2 separate regions of the Homo sapiens genome follow, and region 2 is linked to region 1. The links are chromatin loops, found by intact Hi-C in ENCODE. Cell type or tissue: A673. All regions are shown on one strand. Links, peaks and the distances in the headings refer to the core of each region. The heading gives the core; the rest is flanking DNA.

Evidence for each region. Hi-C counts contacts between places; a loop is a spot of excess contacts. Peaks named below come from ENCODE experiments on the same cell type or tissue, not always from the same donor. Only the 100,000 strongest peaks of a DNase experiment are listed, where the experiment ranks them.
Region 2: it touches region 1 in a loop (2.8-fold over the local background); 2 of 110 quality-filtered maps call a loop at or near these places.

Annotation. Positions count from the first base shown.
Region 1 is chr5:167,976,546-167,987,394 of GRCh38, forward strand. All of the region lies in intron 6 of TENM2 (teneurin transmembrane protein 2), which reads left to right. Among named protein-coding and RNA genes, the nearest start is that of TENM2-AS3, 28 kb to the left of the region's middle. In A673, for the core only: no CTCF peak of the experiment used is centred there; a DNase peak (open chromatin) is centred at 6,846; H3K27ac peaks cover 601 bases.
Region 2 is chr5:167,890,904-167,901,752 of GRCh38, forward strand. All of the region lies in intron 5 of TENM2 (teneurin transmembrane protein 2), which reads left to right. Among named protein-coding and RNA genes, the nearest start is that of TENM2-AS3, 57 kb to the right of the region's middle. In A673, for the core only: a CTCF peak has its summit at 5,638; DNase peaks (open chromatin) are centred at 2,518, 3,668, 4,238, 8,828 and 2 weaker places; H3K27ac peaks cover 7,898 bases.

The sequences.
Region 1 (10,849 bases), core at 2,003-10,002:
TGTTGTATTTCAGATCCTCTCTGATCTTATGACAGAAGTAGAAAGGCCAGAATTTTTTCAATCCCTTACTAGGAAGGACTTTGTGATCTTGCCTTCTAAAATAAAATAGAATTTTTCTCTTAGCATAAACTTTTAAAATGAATTTATACCCAAACTCAATTATCAAGTCAGGCAATATTTGGGCTTGGTACATAAGTACTGTTTATAATACAGTGCTTAGAGTGTAGGCTAACAATAAAAACTTTTGTTTAAAAATTTCATGGATATCATTGGGTATATACCCAAATGAATATAAATTATTCTACTGTAAAGATGCGTGCATGTGTATGTTCATTGCAGCACTATTCACAATAGTGAAGATATGGAATCAACTAAATGCCCATCAATGGTAGACTAGATAAAGAAGATGTGGTACATATACACCATGGAATACTATGCAGCCATAAAAAATGAGATCATGTCTTTTGTGGGAACATGGATGGAGCTAGAGACCATTATCCTTAGCAAACTAACACAGGAACAGAAAACCAAATACCACATGTTTTTAATTATAAGTGGGAGCTAAATGATGAGATGAGAACACATGGACACAAAAAGGGAAGCAACAGACACTGGGTCCTACTTGAGGGTGGAGGGTGGGAGAAGAGAGAGGATCAGAAGAAAAAATTCCTATTGGGTACAATGCTTAGAACCTGGGTGACAAAATAACCTGTACACCAAACCCCCATGACACGAGTTTATCTATATAACAAACCTACACATGTACCCCTCAACCTTAAATAAAAGTTTAAAGGAAAAAAGAAAAGTATGTCTATCACATATTAAAATAAGACGAGTGATTATATAAAAAATTGAAGAACTTAAACTGATGCATGAGTTCTTCTAAATACTTTATATAATACATCAAATAAAATAGAAAAAAATGTCATGGATCGATAGCTTTCCTAGAATATAAACCCCACTAGGCTCTCCCTGAAAGCTCTTTCCTGAAATGAGAGCCTGCTGACTTGGGGATGTTAAGACATTTTCTAAGGTATGAAATATTTTGGCTCTTTCTACTACTGCTGCCACCTGGCTCCTTGGTGATGCTTCTTGTTTTGTAATTCATTAACAGTTTTCAAAAACAAGCTCAGGATATGGATAGGATGCAGAGAGACTGGCAAAATGCTTACTGTCAACCAGAATTTGAGCTTCCTGAAGAGTTCAATGTTGATTATCATTTTCTACATTTAGAAAACATTTAGAGGTTTCTCAAAAAGTTAACCATTTTATGACCATATTATGTAGTTGGGATGTTTGTCCTCTCCATGTCCCATGTTGGAATGTGATCCCCAATGTTGGAGGCGGGCCCTGGTGGGAGGTGTTTGGGTCATGGGGGTGGATCTCTCATGATCAACTTGGTGCCTTCCTCCCGGTAATGAATAAGTTTTTGCTCTATTAGTTCCTGCAAGATCTGATCATTTCAAAAGAGCCTGGTACCTCCTGCTCTCTTTCTACCTCTCTTGCCATGTGATGCCAGCTCCCCTTCCCCTCTGCCATGATTGGAAGCTTCCTGAGGTCCTTACCAGAAGCATATGCTGATGCATTGCTTCTTTTACAGCCTGCAGAATCAGGAGCCAAATAAACACCTTTTCTTTGTAAATTACCCAGTCTCAGGGTCTCCTTAATAGCAACACAAAGTGTACTGAGGCACCTCTATGATGCAGCAATTCCTCTCCTAGGGAGATCCCCCAAAGCTTTCAAAGCAGGTGCTCAGACAGACATTTTCACACCAGTGTTTGTAGCAGTACTATTTACAATAGTCAAAAGGTGGAAACAACCCAAACGTTCATCAATGGATGAATGAATAAAGAAAAAGTGTACACACACACTCACACAAAAGGAAATAGTATTCCAAAAGGGAATGAAGTGCTGATACATGCTACAATGGGGATGAACTTGAAAACATTATGCTAAGTGAAAAGAAGCCAGACACAAAAGGTCACATATTGTATGAGTCCATTTATCTGACATATCCAGAATAGGCAAATTCATAGAGACAGAAACCAAATTAGTGGTTGCCAGGAGCTGGGAGTGAGAGAGTGAAGGAATGGCGAGTTACTGTTTAATAGATTTTGGGGGGAATTTGAGGTTTTTTGGGGGGTGATGAAAATGTTTTGGAACTTAAATAGAGGCAGAATTTAAACATCGTGAATGCTCTAAATGCCACTGAATTGTGCAATTAGAAATGGTTAATTTTGTATCATGTGAATTTTACCTCAACTTTTATAAATAAATTAATTAATTAGAGAAAATAGCCGGAGGATCAGCGTGTCACCCTCTGTATAAAACGTCTACTCAAGGGAGAGACAACAAGATAGTTAGGCTAGAGAACCAGTCTCTTGCTCCAGTCTTCTCCTAGAAAGGTGCCAGGAAAAAAAATGTCTGTTCTCAAAACATTCCTTGAAAGGGTTAAAGTCACAACACAAAATACCCAGTACATGTGATTTGATTAATAGTGGTAAATGGATCTGAGTGTGTAATATGTTGACATCTGAAAGACTGTCAACAGGATCCCCATTCAACATCAGGGTAAATGCAACTCTTCAGACAGATGTCTTGAAGCACCAAAGATAAGGAAATAAAGAAAGGTGCACCAGGCAGGACTCCTTTGTTACACAGGTAGGGGGAAAAGAGAATGCTAAATGGATTCTTCTCTAGGTGGAGGGGGATCAACATAGGATTTTTCCAAGATTAAAACCATTCTATCATATTCTATTAAAAGTGATTTAGAAGAGAAAAATGCACCATGAAATCTCCATGTTTGCAGAGATACCAAACCTAGGAAGATAAACTGCTCTGTAGGTGGGCAGAGAGGTGACAGATAAGGATCACGTACATTTACCAAAAATTCTTCTAGACTTATAGGAAGATTATCTCTGAGGTCCCAGTTACAAACTGGGAACTGGCCAGGTGATTCGTGTGAAGTAATGCCTGAAGATATACATCCACTGGGTTGCTGTGGGAAGAAAGAAGGGGATAGGGCTGCAAAATACAGAGCATCCCTATAGAAACTCTTAGAAATTAATCAAAAATGCATTATCCCACGATTTTCCAAAATCATTAGGTATCTACAGTGGAAATAATCATGATTATAGCTGATATCCCTCAAGAATGACAGAAAACTTGAGGAGAATTCCAATCTAAAAGATCAATAAAATGAAGAGGCTCTCACAAAACACACCAAAGTGCTCCTTTGAATAGAAGGAAGATGACTTCACAACAGATTTTAAAAAATAACCGTGTGTAGGAATAATACGAACATGATGTTGTTTATCGAAATCTTGAAAACCAGAGTGACGGGATTCCTTGAAAAGGACACTACCGGGAAAATAAATAAAAGTGTTGCATCTGAGAGCAGAGAGAAACTTTTTACATTCATCACCTCCTACAGGCAGTATGAGATGATCTTTCAAGATCTTTTCAAGCTCTATATTGGTTCATGCCTTTATTCATTAAATAAAAATTGTTGGAACACCAAACCTGGGCTGGGCATTCTTCCAGGGGCTGGAGATACAATGGTGAGGAAGAAGATGAAATCCTGGCCCTCCTGGAATGTGCATGCCATTGGGAAAGGCATGTGACAAACAAGGAATGAAGGAGATAGCTGCCCAAGGTGATGCATGTTAAATGAGATATCTCAATGAAGGGTGAGGGAAATGGGCCTTTGTATTCCACCCCCATCTCTGGATGTTGACTGTTCTCAGCTGTAACCTTGGACAAGGTAGGATGCAAGATGCTACGATGGGAAAGGCTGATCAAGAAATCCTTTCTGAGGAAGTGAGCTTTGAGGAGAGACTTGAAAGACCTGAGAAAGAGGAGCCATGCAATGAGAAGACAGAAAGAGAGGAGGAGAGAAGTTTCCAGACTGAGGGAAACACAGTGTGACCACCTGGACATGGGGAGGAGCTTGGCCTCTTTAAGGAACAGCAAAGAGGATGGCAGGTGCCTTAGGAGCAGAGCACGGAGAGGTTAGGAAGAGATGACCTCGACCATCACAAGACGCCTTATAGGCCATGATGCAGAGCAGGATAACTTCTAAGTGTAAAGGAATGGGAAGATTTGAAATATGTTTTGATTTATGTTTGTAGGAAATGACTGACTCCTGTGGGGAGAAGGGGTGTAATGGGTAAAGTGGAAAGAGGGAGACCTCTTTAAAGATTGCTGTGTGCAGCAGGCCAGGCGCAAGATGATGTAGAGGTGTGAGTGGTAAGAAAAGGAAGGGGATGTGTTGGAGGCAAAGAGGAAATCAACTGATGATGGATTGGGTGTGAGAGAAGGACAGGAACCATGGTGAAGCCTAGTGAAGTAGATGGCATGGTGCCCACCCAGATGTCACCCTTCAGGACTGGAGCAGGTGTCCTTCCAGTTGCTGGTAATGTTGGCAGCCAACAGAGCTCAGCCAAGTCCCTCCCTGAGATTGGCCTTCAGCAGAAGAGATCCACGTCTTCCAAGGACCTTTCTCTGGGAACAGCTCACATCCAGTGACTGGTCCGAGTAAGGATATGAAGGCCCAGCCTCCTTTGCCCTAACTGGAACAACTCAGCAGAGCCATCCCTGCTCCAGAGCTTTCCATGGAATCGCCATAGGCCCCTCTGCCACAGCATCACAGTTCAGCTCCCCGCCATCCCCACCCAGGGCAGTCTGCTTCATTCACTTCCTCACACATGGTCTTCCCAAGAGCACTTTCTAATACACTTCCTGCATGCAATATCTTCCCATTCCTAGGGATGGCTCCTGCACAACTGGAGAAGTGATGACATCTGTAACTGATATAGGTGAAGCCTGGAAGAGAAGAGAAGCTTGGAGTGGAAATCAAAAGTTGTGTTTTGGTCATGCTAAACTTGAGATGCCTAACTATATCCAAATGTAGATAGGGTAATAGGTGTAATATTGTGGGCTGGCTAGAATATTCTGGACAAAAACCAAAACCCTCAAGGCAGAGGTATAAGAAGACAGCTGAGCTCTTTCATCACAAAGGCCTGTGCTGAATTCCCCATGAGTCTCTCCTACCCTAGTAATTTTTCAGATAGAATGCTCCTAAATGTGCTTTGCTAACTCAAAGAGATGGCATAGTTAGAACCCTTCGTACTTGGTCTAAAATCCAGATCCCCTTGGCCAGGCATGGTGGCTCATGCCTTTAATGCCAGCACTTTGGGACGGCAGATCACCTGAGGTCAGGAGTTCAAGACCAGCTTTGCCAACATGGCAAAACTTCGTCTCTACTAAAAATACAAAAATTAGGCAGGCGTGGTGGCGTGCACCTGTAATCCCAGCTACTAGGGAGGCTGAGGCAGGAGAATTGCTTGAACCTGGGAGGCGGAGGTTGCCATGAGCTGACATCACACCACTGCACTCCAGCCTGGGCAACAAGAGTGAAGCTCTGTTTCAGACCAAAAAAAAAAAAAAAAGAAAAAAGAAAAAAAGAAAATCCAGATCCCATGCCTTCAAGCCATGGTTACTGGCTACCTTTTCTTCCTGCCACTGGCCCGGAACACACTGCCCTTCTTTCACATCCTCAAAAATTCCGTCTTTCCCACCCCAGGGACTTTGCACAGGCTGCTCCTGCTGCCTGGGATGCTCTTTTTTACCATTCTTCATATGGTCAGTTACTTCTTATCCTCAGACTTCTCCTCAATCCCATGGTGCTTCTGACATTTTGAAAGTATTTCATGTATTTATTGTTTACCTGGATGTGAGTTCTGTTTATTTGTTCTGTCTCTCCAATTGGAAATTTCCTATGAGGATAAGAACTTACTCATCAATGCATCCAAGCATCTAGTACCATGTGATATATATTCCATGCTCAATAAATACTGGCTGGGCAGTGATTTCATATTTGAGATATTGTGTTCATTGCAGAGGTGGAGGCAATGCAGTACATACATATATTAAACACTTCCTGTGGGCCCGCTTCTGTGTTCTCGGATTGTATTCCTGTTCTTTTTCAGCCCTTCCAATAGTTCTGGGATGTAAATATTGCTATTGTCTCTATTTTTTTAGAGGAGGCATCTGAGGACCAGGGAGAATACCTAGCTTTCCCCACATCATGCAGCTCCTGGAGGAGTTGAGATTTGAGTCCAGGTGCACCTGGCTCCAAGCCCATTCATTTTCCCCTCTACCATAATTAGTGAATTCCTTCAGCAGACTTTTTGAGCACCTACTATGAAGAGGGAAGGGTACCAGAAAGCAAAAGAGAGAGAGCCTGACTTTGTAATTTGACTTAAGAAACAAGACAAAAACAAATGTAATCACATGAAGCAGAATAACCTAGAGGGTCCTTCCAGCTTGAACACTGTCTAACTGTCTGAATGGTCCAGACACTAAATGCAATGGGAGAAATTATCCTGCTCCTTGGCTGTGTCTGAGGGTGTGCATTTTTTCTTCATCTACCTCTACCTGCCGGTGAACACAAATTTAAGTCCATTCGAAATGGCTGTCTGGACACTCCCATATGATAGTGCATAGCGAATTCAAGGTCAAATCTAAAGTCAAAGTCAGACGTCTTTGTTTTTCTTCCCCTACTATATCAAGACTCTTACCAATTAACTTGAAAAAAGTCACCAAGTTAACAACTCCAGAGGGGGAAAAAGAAGAAGAAAAAAAAAAAAGACTCTTCATCTCATCCAAAGACTCTGAAATGGATTTGCTCACAAAACACCAGGTTTCTTTAATGACCTCGAGAGACCTTGCCTGTCACACTGAGCAGTATATCATTTCATGGAGGAAAAAAAAAGTTTTACCATGAAAAATGCTATGTTGTATCACAGTGTGACACTATTTAAATATCAAGAGTCGAAGCTTCTATTTAGAAAACGGAAGGCAATAAATTGAGTTGCTAATTATTCCAGCTGTGAATATTTTTGGTACGGCTGCAAATTTTGAAGAGGGCAAAATAGAGGATTTTCCTGTTGTTCACGGCATATGCAAATGTAGTGGCAGTCCCCTATGAGCCGAAAGGTTCAGGGATGAGAAACCTTGAAAGCCTATTTTTTTCCTGAATCAAACGGGCTTGAGTCGAAGCTTAGGGAACTATGATATAAAATGGACTTTTGACTACACTAATTGGGTTATTGGCTTCTTGTTTTTCAAACCTGAGAAGTAACGATTTTAAAAACTGTAAGTCCTATTTTAAAGGAAACAATTCACTTCTCAACCTAAGCATAAATTCTCAACTGGAAGAAGAGAAGAAGCACATTAGTAACATCCCTAGTCCCTTCTCTTCCTAGGGGACAGTGAGTGGAGGTGCCTGCAATTCTCCAATCACCAGGCTAATTAGAACGACTCATTCATTCAACACATATTTTAAATCAGCTGGGCACTATGCTCGGTCAAGGAGATTTAGTAATGGCTAAAATATACTATACACGGCTCCTGCCCTCAAGCCATTAATATCTGCATTTATTGACCATTCACTGGATGTCAATCTCAATGCTAAGCATTTCACGAATAAACTCACCCAATCCCCCTAACAAGCCCAAGAAGTAGCTACTATCATTCTCAGCCTCCTAGCAAGGTTAAGTAACTTGCCCAAGATCACACAGTGATAAATATAGAAGCCAGGATGCAAACCCTGGTTGTCTCAGTCTAGGATTTGCAGACTTAAAACTGCCTTCTAGGTACCATCCTATTGGATTTCTTAAATAATTAAATGAATAATAATCATGATGATGACAATGAGGAAATGTTTCTATGTAGAAAAAGAAGGCTGACTACAAACATCAGATGTTTACCAGTCTATCTCTAAAGTACAGGAGATGTTTACTTTCTATTTTTAAAATGTATATACTTGACCCAGTGCAGTGGCTCATGCCCGTAATTCTAGCACTTTGGGAGACTGAGGATGGTGGATCACGAGGTCAGGAGTTTGAGACCAGCCTAGCCAACATGGTGAAACCCCGTCTCTACTAAAAATACAAAAATTAGCCTGGCGTGGTGGCACATGCTTGTAACCCCAGCTACTTGGGAGGCTGAGGCAGGAGACTCACTTGAACTGGGAGGTGGAGGTTGCAGTGAGTGGAGATCAAGCCACTGCACTCCAGCCTGGACAACAAAGCAAGACTTTGTCTTGGGGGAAAAAAAAATTATATGCTTGTTTTTTTTGTAATGTGTGCATGTTATATTTGCAAACAGGAAAATAAAGACAGAACGCTTAAGCGATCACCTAGTTTTGCTACTCAAGTAGGGCTCAGTGGTGCAGTATCCATCATTTTTCTCGTTATCTCTTTTTTCACCTCATCCTCTATGCTTCTCTCCTTCTGTTTTTGCTTTCTCTCCACGTTCCATGTCTCTGTCTCTGTCTGTCTCAGGACCCTGCCCCTTGAATTTTGCCTCAACCAGCACCATTCCTTTTCATATCGGAGAGTATATTAATGGTGCCAGAAAGGGTGGTGGTTATTTAACCTCTCTCCAGCTAAATGTTTCATTATAACTCCTGAAAACCTAATTACAGTAACTTTACATGCTACAGTACCCTTTATGGGCTGCCTCTTTATTAAACTTACTCTTTTAGAGACAATAAACCTGATGCTTCAAAGTGCATGGCCAGAACCAGTGAAATGTAATGAAATCTGGAGTTCTCTAGTGCACACCTGATCTCCCTCACTGAGCACCACAGCCCCATTCCTGGGGTGTTTCTGCCTCTATCCTTCCCCTAGCTTTTGATCAAATTTCAGACACTGCTTGTATGATAGTCTGAATATTTTAGGGATTAATGGGCTGTGTATCAATGTTTTCATCCGCTCCTCTGAATACCCATGAGTTTATTTACTGGGGAGGTCAATTTTCTCGGTAGAACAACAGTCGACACCTGGTTTCCCTGATAACCAGAGTTGCTTTTTTGCACACAGCGCTACGTTGAGACCATTTAAGACTTTTGCTGTATTTCAAAAACGTTTGCTGCCGCAGACTTCGTGAGCAAAGAACAACATGTCAGTCTGCTCTGTTAGTCATTAGTTGTCCTGGTTAGCTGAGTGGTACACTGTGATGAGATTGTGGGATACGGGGTGAGAGAGAGAGAGGAAGAGAGAAACAGGAAAAAAGGCATTGACCTTTGGAGTTGAGGCAGCACAATTATTTGTATAGTACATTTCTTTTCACAGCCCTGCTAGGATTTTCCCCTGGGAATAAAGCCAAAACAACAGAAAATAAGGGGATCCCCCTGGTTGCAAGCTGCAAAATGGTACTTAGTGTTAAGGAATTTTATGTATTTGTTTGTTTGTTTCTTTGGTGGGATTTAAGGTTAATGACTAAGTTTACTTGTGATTGACTCAGAGAAAAGGGAAAAACAAGAAAAAGAAAAGAAATCTTTTGTTGGAGCCTCAGGTAGCTTAGCCAGCCTCCGCTTCTCAAAGCTACCACTCTAGATTAGTCAAGCTCCTTCTGTATCATAAGAATAAAATAAAAATTCACAGCCTTTTGAATTGGTGGGGGCTCTTGTTGCATGGATGTTATGAATGAGGTTTTTTTGTTTGTTAGGTTTCTTTTTAAAATCTTTCATGGTTGTTTAATCAGAGACAATGCATGCCCTTAATTTTCTAAGCCAATTTGAAGCAGAAGCCTGGTTAACCAAGATTCTGCCTGAAATCCATGTCTTTGCTGTCACGTAAAGGATACAGGAGAATGGCTGTTCAGCTTTTAGGTATGCTTCTCAGTTTTTATTAAATGGTTTTGTTTTCACATGAGGAAAAGTGATGACATTTACCAAAAAGGTTGATAGTTTAGGGTGAAGTGATGATCCCTGTATTCTTAAGAAGTCACAGGAATGCAGGACACAGAGCTGAGAACGCAGAACCTTTGCCTTACTATTCCATCCCAAGCCCCTAACCTGTGCCTGACAGAATGCTGGGTGCTGTGACCAAAGCTCCCATCCCCCGCATGACATGACTGGGAAGGGAAAGAAGTGTGTGAGCTCCTCTTTTATTTTTTGTAAGACATCAAGGACTGGTTTTCTCCATCTCTTGGAGTGTTAGCAAACTCCAAGGATGGCACTTTGGGGGCCCCTCATTTGCCTTTCCTTTCGGAGGCACAAGTGGCCAATTCTGAGAGCAATTGAGTTGTGCTTGAAAAACGTCAAGTGCATTTGGAAACTACACATTTTTGCTGATGCCTGGAGTCCCGAGCTGAGCTACTTCCATGACCGACCGCTGGGAAGAAGTTCAGTTGGGGCATCACAAATGATTCATCTGAACACACTGAGCAGGCCTCTGAAGGGGAGAAGCTGTCTTAACAGCCGGTTCAGGGAAAAATCAGGAGAAGTCCCCTAAGCCCTCTTGGTCCTCCCTGTGACCATCTGGCCAAACCATTACCTTGTGGGTCTTGCTTCATTTTATTTGATTTTCCAGCAGCATGTGACTGAAATCCTTGGGTGAATCAAAGCTTGAGGTTTTTTCAACTTTTTGTTATGAAAAATTTCAAACATACAAAAAACTTGGAAGAATAGTACCATGTAAGAATAACCACCTGGTTTCAACGATTGCTATCATTTTGCCACATTTGCCTTATCTGTTTTTATAGAGCTTGAGAGATGAGATCTTTTTGCTGAATCTTTTGAAATGAAGTTGCAGACTTCATGAAACTTCACCTAAAGACGCCCACATCCAAAGCTTACATTAAAAAATATATATCTACTAACAATCTGGTATGTCCTCTTCAAGTAAGATGCATTTGGAAGGGCATAAAAGTGATTCAGGTAGAATTTCTTAAATGTTAATGTACACTAGAATCAGCTAGGGAGCTTCTTCGCTTCCTTTTTTTTTTTTTAGTTGGAGTTTCCTTCTTGTTGCCCAGGCTGGAGCGCAATGGCACGGTC
Region 2 (10,849 bases), core at 1,933-9,932, 86 kb before region 1:
AATCCCCACTACAACCATCTGGTGAGGAAGATGTAGAAGGTATTATTATCTCTACTTAACAGATAATCCATTTGAGGGATAAAAATTTCAAGTGACTTACTGGTGGACCATATTTAGTCTAATGATCTCAAACTTTCCACTATCAAGGTCTTTTTAAATTTTCTTAATGTACTCTATGTTTTGTAGGACTTGGTCTACCTATTCACATGTATTTAAAAAAAATAGGTTGTTTACTTATTTTGTGTTACATGAAGATATATAGATAGATAGGTACCTCTAACCTCTACTCTCAATGATGTATTTGTTTACCAAGTACAGTTGTAACTGCTAATAGACAAATTTTGTGGTTCCTTTGCACAATTACTCTCTTTTTTGTTTGTTTCTTTGTTTGAGACAGAGTCTCCCTCTGTCACACAGGCTGGAGTGCAGTGGTGCAACCTCCACTCACTGCAGCCTCAGCCTTCCCAGTTGAAGTGATTCTCCTGCCTCAGCCTCCTGATTACAATTACTCTTCATTTCAGTGCTTTCCTAGCTGGACTTCTTAACAAGTACATACAATTAGGAGGAAGGAAAGCTTAAGTGGGCCATGAAAAGGTCAGGTGAGTTTTAGGGATCCTGGACCCAATATCCTTATTACATAGCTGGGGCTTATGCTGACCCACTAAGATCAGTGCTAAGGGAGTTACAAGCAGAATTCAAACTCAAGTTTTTGTTACTGTTTTTATGTTTGACACGGGAGTATACAGCATGGGAGATCACCTCACCTCTGGCTCTGAGGTTGGTACTCAGAAGCTGTGGACTGTCAGCATATTTTGATTAAACACCTATCATGTGTCCACCATGTCACAGGTGCTGGGCATTGCCTGGGTCTGAAGATCTATCATCGCATCTGAGCCAGGTCCTTGGCTTCCTTCTGGCATTCTGTTTGACACTGATGAGTTCTGAGACCTTGCTGGCCTTGACTTGCCCACTTCCTCACAGCAGCACAGGCTCAGCATGAGATCCTCTTTTCCAGAATAACCCAGAGACTTCCTGGACTTGATTGAGTTGTAGCTTGCTTTGGAAAAGATTCCAACTTTTACAAAGTGAAATTTCCTATGCTAAGCAAACTCTATTTATATTTTATTGTATTCTGTTGTCAGATGCTGCAAGTACTTGAAAGGAGCTTGTGATATAACATATTCTTGATTGTAATATAGCATTGTAAGCACATTATGGACTGAATTACAACATTTCATGAGAAGAAAAGAGAAGTGCTACATTAAACGTACACATTATTCATAAAGCTTCTAATTCCAGGAAAATTAAACTTGAAAAAATTATTTTCCAGAATGGATGATCTGTAGCACATAGGTTCTTATAAGTCAAATACAGTTCCTTATAAATACATGGAAGATATGTGCCCAACTCATATGCAGGCCTAGAGTAGTAAGTTTTGCACAACCTGAATCAAATTAGGTCAGTCTTCTAAGAAACATTCCCATGTTACAATGCAACCAAACTTTAACAGGGCCTCTAGGCAGAGGAGTGGTTTTCCTCTCTTGGGTGGAGAACCAAAAATGTAGCACTCTTCATTGTCAAGGTGTATAGCAAAGCATAGATCATGAGGGGAGAGCTTACACAGAATGGCATGGCATATGCCATCCAGAATCCACTGTGCAGCTGCTTAGGGATAGGAGTGTTTCCATTTTCAAAACCACATAAGTTTCAGAGGTCAAGCTTAGCAAAGCAGCTTGAAAAGTGTGTACTTAGTAGGCTTGGGGAAAAGTTGGAAGCCCATGCCCTCATTTTGCCTCGATTATAGTTCTGCAAAAACCCTCTCTTAAGAGCTCCAAAGTCTATGCCTTATTCCCTTCCCCATTTGGACTATTGTTACCCTGGGCAAGTTCTTTAATTAACTTCTCTGTGTTTTAGTTTCACCATTTATAACACAGAGATAATTATACTTCAAGATAATGTGTGGAAAAAAATACCTCTCCATTGCACAATGAGAAGTGGACATGCAAGTTATCATGATTGTTTATTAATAGCAATAACATCCCACATGAACAGTGGAATCAGCACTCTTCCCCACAGAACTCAGAACCTTTGTCCTGATTAACTCATTATGACTGACATTAACTCTGAGATTTTGCTGGCGGCAATGTGGAGGGAGAGTATTACCTTTTGGCTAGGTTTCTTCTTGTCCTGAGGTCTTTTTATTCTTCATCGGCACCTCCTGTAAGTAACTGGGTTTGGGCTGCTCAGAAATTCCTGTCTGTGATAAATAAGGGAAATTTCAGACAGGATGGTAACTCCATAGCTATTCAGGCCAAAGAGTTGGTAGACCATTAAAAACAATTCACATCCTTCATGTTCTGGGTTTAAATATGCATATTTCCATGGTCTTACTCCCTCCAAAATTGGTCAGACCAGTTCAAGGTTGGATGACAGATGTGAGCAAATCAGCGTCAGACAAGTTGAGCAGACTTTAACTTCCTATATTGTAGTAGAAAATTCCTCTCATAAAACAACGAGGCGCACGTATCAAGACCCCTGCTGTGTCCAATTAGACTTCTTTAAAAAGGAACAACCTCTTTAACTCTGTGAGTTTCTGGGGGCTGTTTATCTTTTCCTTTTGGCTTATCACAACTCTTAAATTACCTTGGCATATGCTTCGTTGCTAGTATTTTCTTGTATTTTCTTTTTTTCCGTTGCCACAGGAAACAAACAAAAAAGGTTTTTTTGTTGTTTTTTTTTTTTTAGTAAGAGGCATTTCAAGAACGTGTTAGAGGGAGAAAGAATGTTGCTTAATGAAATAAAGAAGAGATAATTTCCAAACGCTTTTAAAACTACATAGTAGGACAATCATTCAAGTATGGGATGCACCCTTAAGCAAGATTAGGTCTTATGGGTGACAGAGGAACTAAGTTTGGTGTGTCAGCCTTGATTTCTTATTACCCTAGTTCCTGCGCTTCATACAAATTTAAGATCCAAGCAATTATGCCTAACGTGCTCTTGAATACGGTAAAATCATGCATTTTATGTAGTCAGTAATAAAAATACTGCAGTCGTTTTTCCATCCAAAGATACAGTCCCATTATGAATAATGAGTCCTAGAAAAATATAGCAAGGTAGTCCAATGCGGCAGCATAATCATTTATGCATCTACCAAACCTCTTTCACAGTTCAAGAAGTTTAATAGACGATCAATTCCTTGAGGGCAGAAGCTTTCTTATTTATCTTTGTATCTTTGTTACCCAGTAAGCACCATTCCTGGCACATCAAAAATCACAGATGATGGATGGATGGATGGATGGATGGATAGATGATGAATGGAGAAAAAATACTTCCCTCTTTTGGTCTTTGAAGTTTCTGGGTATTACCAGTGAAGATACAGAGTATAGGGCAAGGTTCTCATACCTAACAATCAGGCCAAACCAGCACGTTTAATAAAATGTTTTTTCATTGCCCTTAGAATAAAACCCAGATCGTTTATTGTGGCTAGTGTGATGTGATTTGGCCACAGGCTAACATTCATAACTTCAGCTCCTTCCATTCTCCTTTTCTCTCCCCACTCTGTGACTAGACTTCTTTGCATTCTTTGGAAACATCCAAACTCTTTCCTCTGACAGCCTTGTACTTCCTGTTCCATCTGCCCAGAATCTTTCCCCCTATCTTTCCATGGCTGGTATGGTCATTCACTATACTCAAATATCATTCCTTGGATACCCCTGCCCCATCCAAATTTGTTCCCCTCCTCCCTTTCAGTATCCTCAACACCCAACAGTGCCCTGCACTTAGTATGCACTCCATAAATATCTGTTGGATGGTTGACAAATTATTGTGCATATTTTGCAAATATTTAATGTTACTATTGTATATTTAACTTAAAAATTACTGAGGTTTTTCTTCTTCCCAAACTCCAATTAAAAAGCAAACAACCAAAAACTCAAAACAAAGGTGAAAATGTTTCTTTTGTTTTATTCTCGTAACTTACTAGAAGCTAAGAGGTTGCCTCTTCTACTCACCCTGGAAAGAAGGAAGGAAGGAAGGAAGGAAGGAAGGAAGGAAGGAAGGAAGGAAGGAAGGAAGGAAGGAAGGAAGGAGGGAAGGAAGGAAGGAAGGGAGGGAGGGAGGGAGGGAGGCAGGGAGGACGGAAAACTTAGAAAAGACTGAATTAAACAAAGCTTAAGAAAAACAGAGTCGTAAAACTTCTCAGGGCCTTTAACATGTTTATGTGAACTGAGACTTTCTATTAGAATAGAGGCTTTACTTCTCAAAGTTATTTGACCAGAGAGCATTTTTCCTCCTCCTCTCCCTCCTCCTCTTCCTCTCCCCCTCCTCCTCTTCTCCTCTTCCTCCTCTCCTTCCTTCTTCTTTCTCAGAGTACTTTTGAGACTAATCTTTGATGGCATACATTTTGGGAAACAATAAAGTAGGAACCACCATCTGCTGAGCATTTTCTGTGCCCTAGGCACTGTACTAGGCATTTTAAGTTTGTCACTTGCTTTGGTTCTCGTCCTTTCATTAATGAAGGAAATGAGCCTCACAGAGTTTAGCTAACTTGACCAAATGCATGTAACCATCAAATCAAGCACAGCAGCTACGATTTGAACCATTGCTGCTTGATTCCAATGGCTTTGATCTTCTCACTGCTATGTACTACTTCGCAAAATATTACTTCTAATTAATTAAAACAGAGGTTCTCACTCTCAAATACATACAAAGCTTATAAAATACAAACTCCTGGACCCTATGCCAGATTTATTTAATTCACTATGTCTGAGTTGGGATCCAAAAATTTGCATTTCTAGCAGGCTCCCAGGTGATGCCTGTTTCTCTGGCCTGGGGCCCACATTTTGAGAACCATTGACTTAAAGCCCTGCGATTCCTGTTTAATGATCTTTGCAATAATGTTATTAGAAGCTTAAGAAGCTGAAGACTTTTTCAATTAGTTTATACTGCCTTTGTTAATGCAGAGAACTAGATAACAGGGAGCTCAACAATTCATTTCAATTCCACAAATGTTTATTGAGCATCTACTGTTATAGACGTTATGCAACATACAGGAAATCTGAGATAACTAAGACCAGGTACTTGGCCTTAAGGGTACTTTAGTCTAGTTAATGGCAGCATGAGGTGGATGAAGCTTTAAGAAGAACAAAAGCAAACAGATGGTTGTGAGTCAGCAGGTCAGGCAGTCTGATAGATGTCGACCCAGTGCCAGCATGGCACATCGCGGCCCTCCCCACCTGGGCTAGAGCTGGGACTGGGGAAAGCCTTCCCACAGAGATGGCACCTGATTGGCATCCTAATCATGATCAGTAGTCAGCTGGGGTGGAGGATTTTAGGAAATGCCAGCAGCAAGTGCAAAGGCTTGGAGAGACGAGAAAACATGGGGCCTTTGGGGAAAGCTTGAATAGCTAAAGGAAAGACTAGCACACAGATGTGTCCAGATTTAGGTTAGCAGAGGGGAATGACTGGATTGAGGCTGGAATCTGGCTGTGAAGGCCCTTGTCTGCCTTCCGTGGATTATACACAAAAGTCAGAGCAATGTTTAAGAGAACTCATGGTTGAGACATGTGGCTTCCAACCATTCTTCAGGCATGCATTCCTTTCATAAATAACTTTGCAACCCTACTGGCTGATGAGGGCGGTACAAAGAGGATTGAAACACTGAATCTGTCCTCTAGGAAGAGAAATAAAACATTTACAATCTAAAATCCAATACAAAGGTGGAAATGTGCCCTTATTAAAAAGCACGGAGACATAGGAAGAAGTCCTGGAACAGCAAAGAGGGAAAGGTCACTCCATTTATGATAACTCTGGTAAAAGAGTCAAAGATGGGAAGCAAAGCAGGTGCCATTATCAACCTCGCAATACCTTTATGGATATTTTTACAGATGGTTCTCTTAGTCACCTCAAAGAGTGCCAGGATAGAAGCTGGGAAGTGGAAACTCCGAAAGCTGTTAGAGAGGAATTGCCTTTAGAATCACGCTTGCTTTTTCCTCGTTGCTAAAACGTCCAGAAAATAGCTAGCATGTGCGTTTCCCCAGCCTGATTAAAGAGTGCATGTGCAAGCCTCTAAATAATTGCTGCATGAATCTTTATAACCACCCGAAATGAGCTTAACTCGGTTGGTCTACGATGGCAGAAAGGCTTATAATGTGAGGCTCATCATTCTATCACGCATCAAAGAATGGGAGGCAGAAGCCCTGTTCCATTCTCCCCTCGCTTCCTGATTAATCCACACTTTTAGAATATGAGTAAGGGCTGACTGATGAGCTGGTTTAGTTTAGCTTTGTAGGATTTTTCCTCCAATTTAGCAAGCAATGAGGACCCGCACTATTTCTACTCTTTCATTTGGCTCTTAAGTCTCATTTGTGCCATTAGCTGAACTGGTACCTTTTTTTTTTCCCTCCTGCTCAGAATTCAGAGACTTGTCCTTCTCTTGTAATTATAAAGTGCTCACAATCAAGACAGCCCTGGTAAACTTTTCTTTTTGGCACAAAAACAATATTAGCTAAAGAGCTGGTTGTAACACAGATGCTTAGAAAAAGTAGGAAAAAATCAGGTCTTAAAAAGATTTATAAACCCCATTCCAGCTTGTATTCATCATCTTCCTTTCTTGCTATACACCCTGGAGAATAAAGGATGCTATTTACAATGATCCCTGTCAGGAGATGTTGAATACAGACTTATCTGCCTGCCAGGTCACAATTACCTTTAAAATCTAAATGAAATGAAGGAAGAGAAACCGCATTTTTCCCAGTAATGGGATATTCCAGCCATAGTCTCATTGGCACCCACAGTCTTTGCCTCATTTGTGAGGGCTGCCTCAGGTTTGTCAAAGGGTCCTTATTTTAGAAGAAAGATATACAGATATATAGATATATAGATTGATAGCTAAGTAGGTAGATATAGGTAGGATGGTATGGAGAGAACGAAACAGAGAACTAAGTTTATGAGCCTGGGAATTTCAGTTGGGTAATCCGTAGTAAATTGTTTTTTTTTTTTTTTTTTTTGCATCTGCTGGGCACCGGGTACTACCTTAAACATTGGAAGCAGCATGAACTCCAGCCCCTTCGTGGTGGGCAAAGTGATTGGAGAGGCAAGAGATTTGCACACAGAAGACATGACTTCCCCCTACCTCCTGCTGATCTGGGTTTGTCATTGAAGAGCCCTTTGCTATAGCATTGCTTAGGACTCCTTAGTTTACTCAAACCTAATGAAATGTGGTTTTCCTCTCCATAAACCACCTTTGGATGTTGCCAATAGAGAGAATAATTTACTGCTATGGTTCTCAAATTTTGGTCCTCACAGACAAACAACATCACCAGCTCCTGGAAACTAGTTAGAAATGCAAGTCCTCAGCACTCTACCTCTCTCCTTTCCCTGGACCTAGGGAATTGGAAATTCTAGGGGTGGGGCCCATAAAGCTGTGGTTTAACCAGCTTTCCAATGAGTCTAATATATGCTAACGTCTGAGAAGCACTGATCTAGTAGCTTGGACTTGCTTAGCTATCCCTTTAAGCTTAAATTGGCAGCCTAGGCCAGTCACTGGAATCACCTCAGGAGTTTGAAACAATGTAAATGCCGGGATGCCAACCCAGAAACTCTGATGTAATAGGGCCAGGCAGCAGCCTGGACACCACAGTGTTTAAAAGCTGCCCAGATGCTCTTGAGAAAGAGTTCATATGGAAGCAAGTGTAAGAGGAGCTGGGGGAGAGAGACTGGAGATGTACAGATATTTAGTTGATTACTGCAAGACCTAAACCAGGCTCTCAGCATTAAGGAGAACCTTGCCTAAGGCTAAGTCACTGGGTATAGGAGTTGCCAGGGACTTCATCAGGAAAGAAGGTAGAGAGCCATAGGCTGGATGAATGTGGAGGGAAATGAGAAGGAGGAGTCAAAGATAGCTTTGAGTTCTTGAGCATGGCTAGTGTGATGAGCCCTTCTTAGGAAAAGCAAGAATGGGGATTGGGAGGGAAGGAGATCTTCGTTTGAGCGGGGGATGGGAAATAAATTTGAATCTGAAAAGGCGTGGATTGGCTCGATGGTCATATCCAACAGACAGCTGAAACTTTGGGTCTGGATTTCAGGGAAGAGAGGCAAGAGGGAAGAAAAGAATGGAAGGGAAGAGAAGATAGAGAGGAATGAAGGGAGGGGGAAGAAGAGACAATGAGAAACACTGAGAGAGATTTTGCATTTTTAAAGCCTGTGACAAGAATTCCATTACTGAAAGAAGAGCATTTGCTGAAAAGAGAAAAGAGGAGAAAGAGGACCGAACCTCCAATAATGCCTGCATGTGCAGGGGAAAAAATAGAAAGAGAAGAAGAAAGCAAAAGGGGCAAGAGTTAGGAGAAGAGTCACGTTAATGTCGCATTATCAAAGCTAAAGAAAGAGTAGGTTGGGGGATGGGTGCAGGAAAGGTCAATTGCCAGCAATACCAAACGCCAAAGACAGGCAAGGAGGGTGAGATATTTCAGGCAAGAAGAAAGCTTGCAAAGTCATCATGATAGCATAGTAATAATAACAATAATAATAATAATTGGTGTTCACAATGGATTTATCGTGTGCCACGCTCCTGGCCAAGTGCCTTGCGTTAATTCAACAACAACTCTCCAAGTATTAGGTATCCCCATTTTGCAGATGAGGTAACAGAGATTTTAGGTACCCTGCACAAGGTTACACAGATAAAACGTGGTGGAGTGAATTCAGGAAGTCCAGCTCCCGAGAGACACCTGACCTCTCTGTGGAAACCAGAGTGACTCATTTAGAGGGCAACACTCAGTGTGGGTGGGAAAACCAGTAGGTGCCGGAAATCTCTGTCCATGTGGATGAAAACATCTCCCTGGTTGTTCCAGACAGAGTTCTATTGCACAGGAAGCAGATTCCCTTTCTGGAGTGAATGTTGCTGGGCACATGACCAAGTGCCCATTAGGATGGAGCGAAAGAACGGCATCCGACTCTTACAAAAAGTTGACATCTGAACAAAGAGAAATAAAAGCAAGTATGTTAAATTAATTTGAAAGGTCTTGTTTAAATCCACTCACGCAAAGACGTTCTCAATTTAAGGCTTTTATTCTACCCTAACCTCAGTTAGTTAGTGTGGCAGCTCAGAGCACATTCTGGATGATGCCAGGAAAAATTCATTTCACACCTGAAATGCTTAGATCTCATGCCGTTTCTTACAGTATCTTTCTGTCTGTGCCCTCAACCCACTAAAAAAAAAAAAAAAAAAAAAAGGGGGGGGGGGTTTTGGAAAGGAAAGGAATGATATCTTTCTCCGGAAACATTGCACTGAGGCAAACGTTTTCCCTTTGGTGCATTAGGAAGCCCTTAGATGAGAGAAGCTGGTGAGCTATGAAACAGCATTGGGACTTCTCTTGCAATTAAAAAAAAAATTATCAAAGCACTTTCCATACATGAAACCACCGTCAGTTATGTGGGGGAGGAATTATTATCTGTGTATCATGAAGGTGGAAATTACGGTACTGAGAGGTTAAATGATATTCCCAGCAGGCAAGAGAAGAAACTTTTCCAGGCTTGGCATGAGGACCTCTCTGTTTGTATATGTGTTCCCATTAGGGCTGCTCTGATGATCCAAATAAAAGTTGGGAGTGGGGGTAATGATTTATAAGCCCAAGGTTTTTAAAACATCATTTCTCATGTTTGGAAGTGAAAGTTGGCTGTGAGAATTCATCGAAAATGAGCCTGGATAGATGAGGCTGATGCAGATTAGTTTTTGAAGTGGAAGGACTGGAGGATTGGCCTTGTTTTCAAACGGCTAATTTTCTTGTTAATCACTGCGTTGGTTAATAACCACCTAGTTATGACCGTGGCAGAGAAAGACTGTCTGAAATAGGTCAAGCCTTCAGTCAGCCTGGCGTGTCCTGTCTTGATTGAAGGCTCAGGAAGCAGGAAGACTGGAGTGATTGGGGTGGGGGGGTGAGGTGGGATTGAGGCCTTGAGAGGAGACAGCAGTGACCACCTGGGGGACTTTTCTGTGGGAGATTGACAGGACTGGATGTACTCCTGAGGAGTCCTGCGGGGTGGGGGACAGGAATGTAAAAAAGGCCTGAGATGTCTTTTTTGGAATATGTGTGCCTTTTAATTCCTTGAATTTTTTTTCATTAATAACATGAATTAGATATGTTTTTTCCTACATTCTAAGAACACGACAGAATAATTGGAATATGCATGTGCAATTTAAGAAGACAATGAAAACCACCCAAAATTGAACACCCAGAGATGATCACTGTTACCCTTTTGATATATAACTTCCTTTTCTCTTTCTCTTTCTTTCTCTTTCTCACACGCTTTTTCAGTTTATCTTAATAGGTCCTGACTGAATTGTTAGCACCTACCACGGTTCCTAGCACATGGTAGATACTCAATAAATGTTGATGTAAGGATGAAAAAAATCATATTTATGATTTGTGGTATAGAATTATATAATAGGTATTACCTAATTCTAGATCATTACATATTTTTACAGTTTTCAAATACCAGGCTGAGCTATTACCTAAGGACACTTCTATCATATGGAAACATACAGCACCATGAACCAGCACGCAGTGACACTGTGGTCTAGAGTTTGGGTTCTGAAGTCAGTCTGCCTGGATTGGAAACCAGACTCCAACACTTAACTAGCAGTTCTTAATCTGTCAAGTAGGAGCAATACTCATAACATCTCATAACATTATTGTGAGAAGGAATAAATTAGTGCATTGAATGGGCCTAGCACCACACCTGGTACAGTCATAATTGCTTGGTAAATAATAGTTATTGATATTATAGTATGTTTTTAAATATTATGCTAGAGCACCGTATTAATGTTCTTCCATCATGCTGGCACATCGCA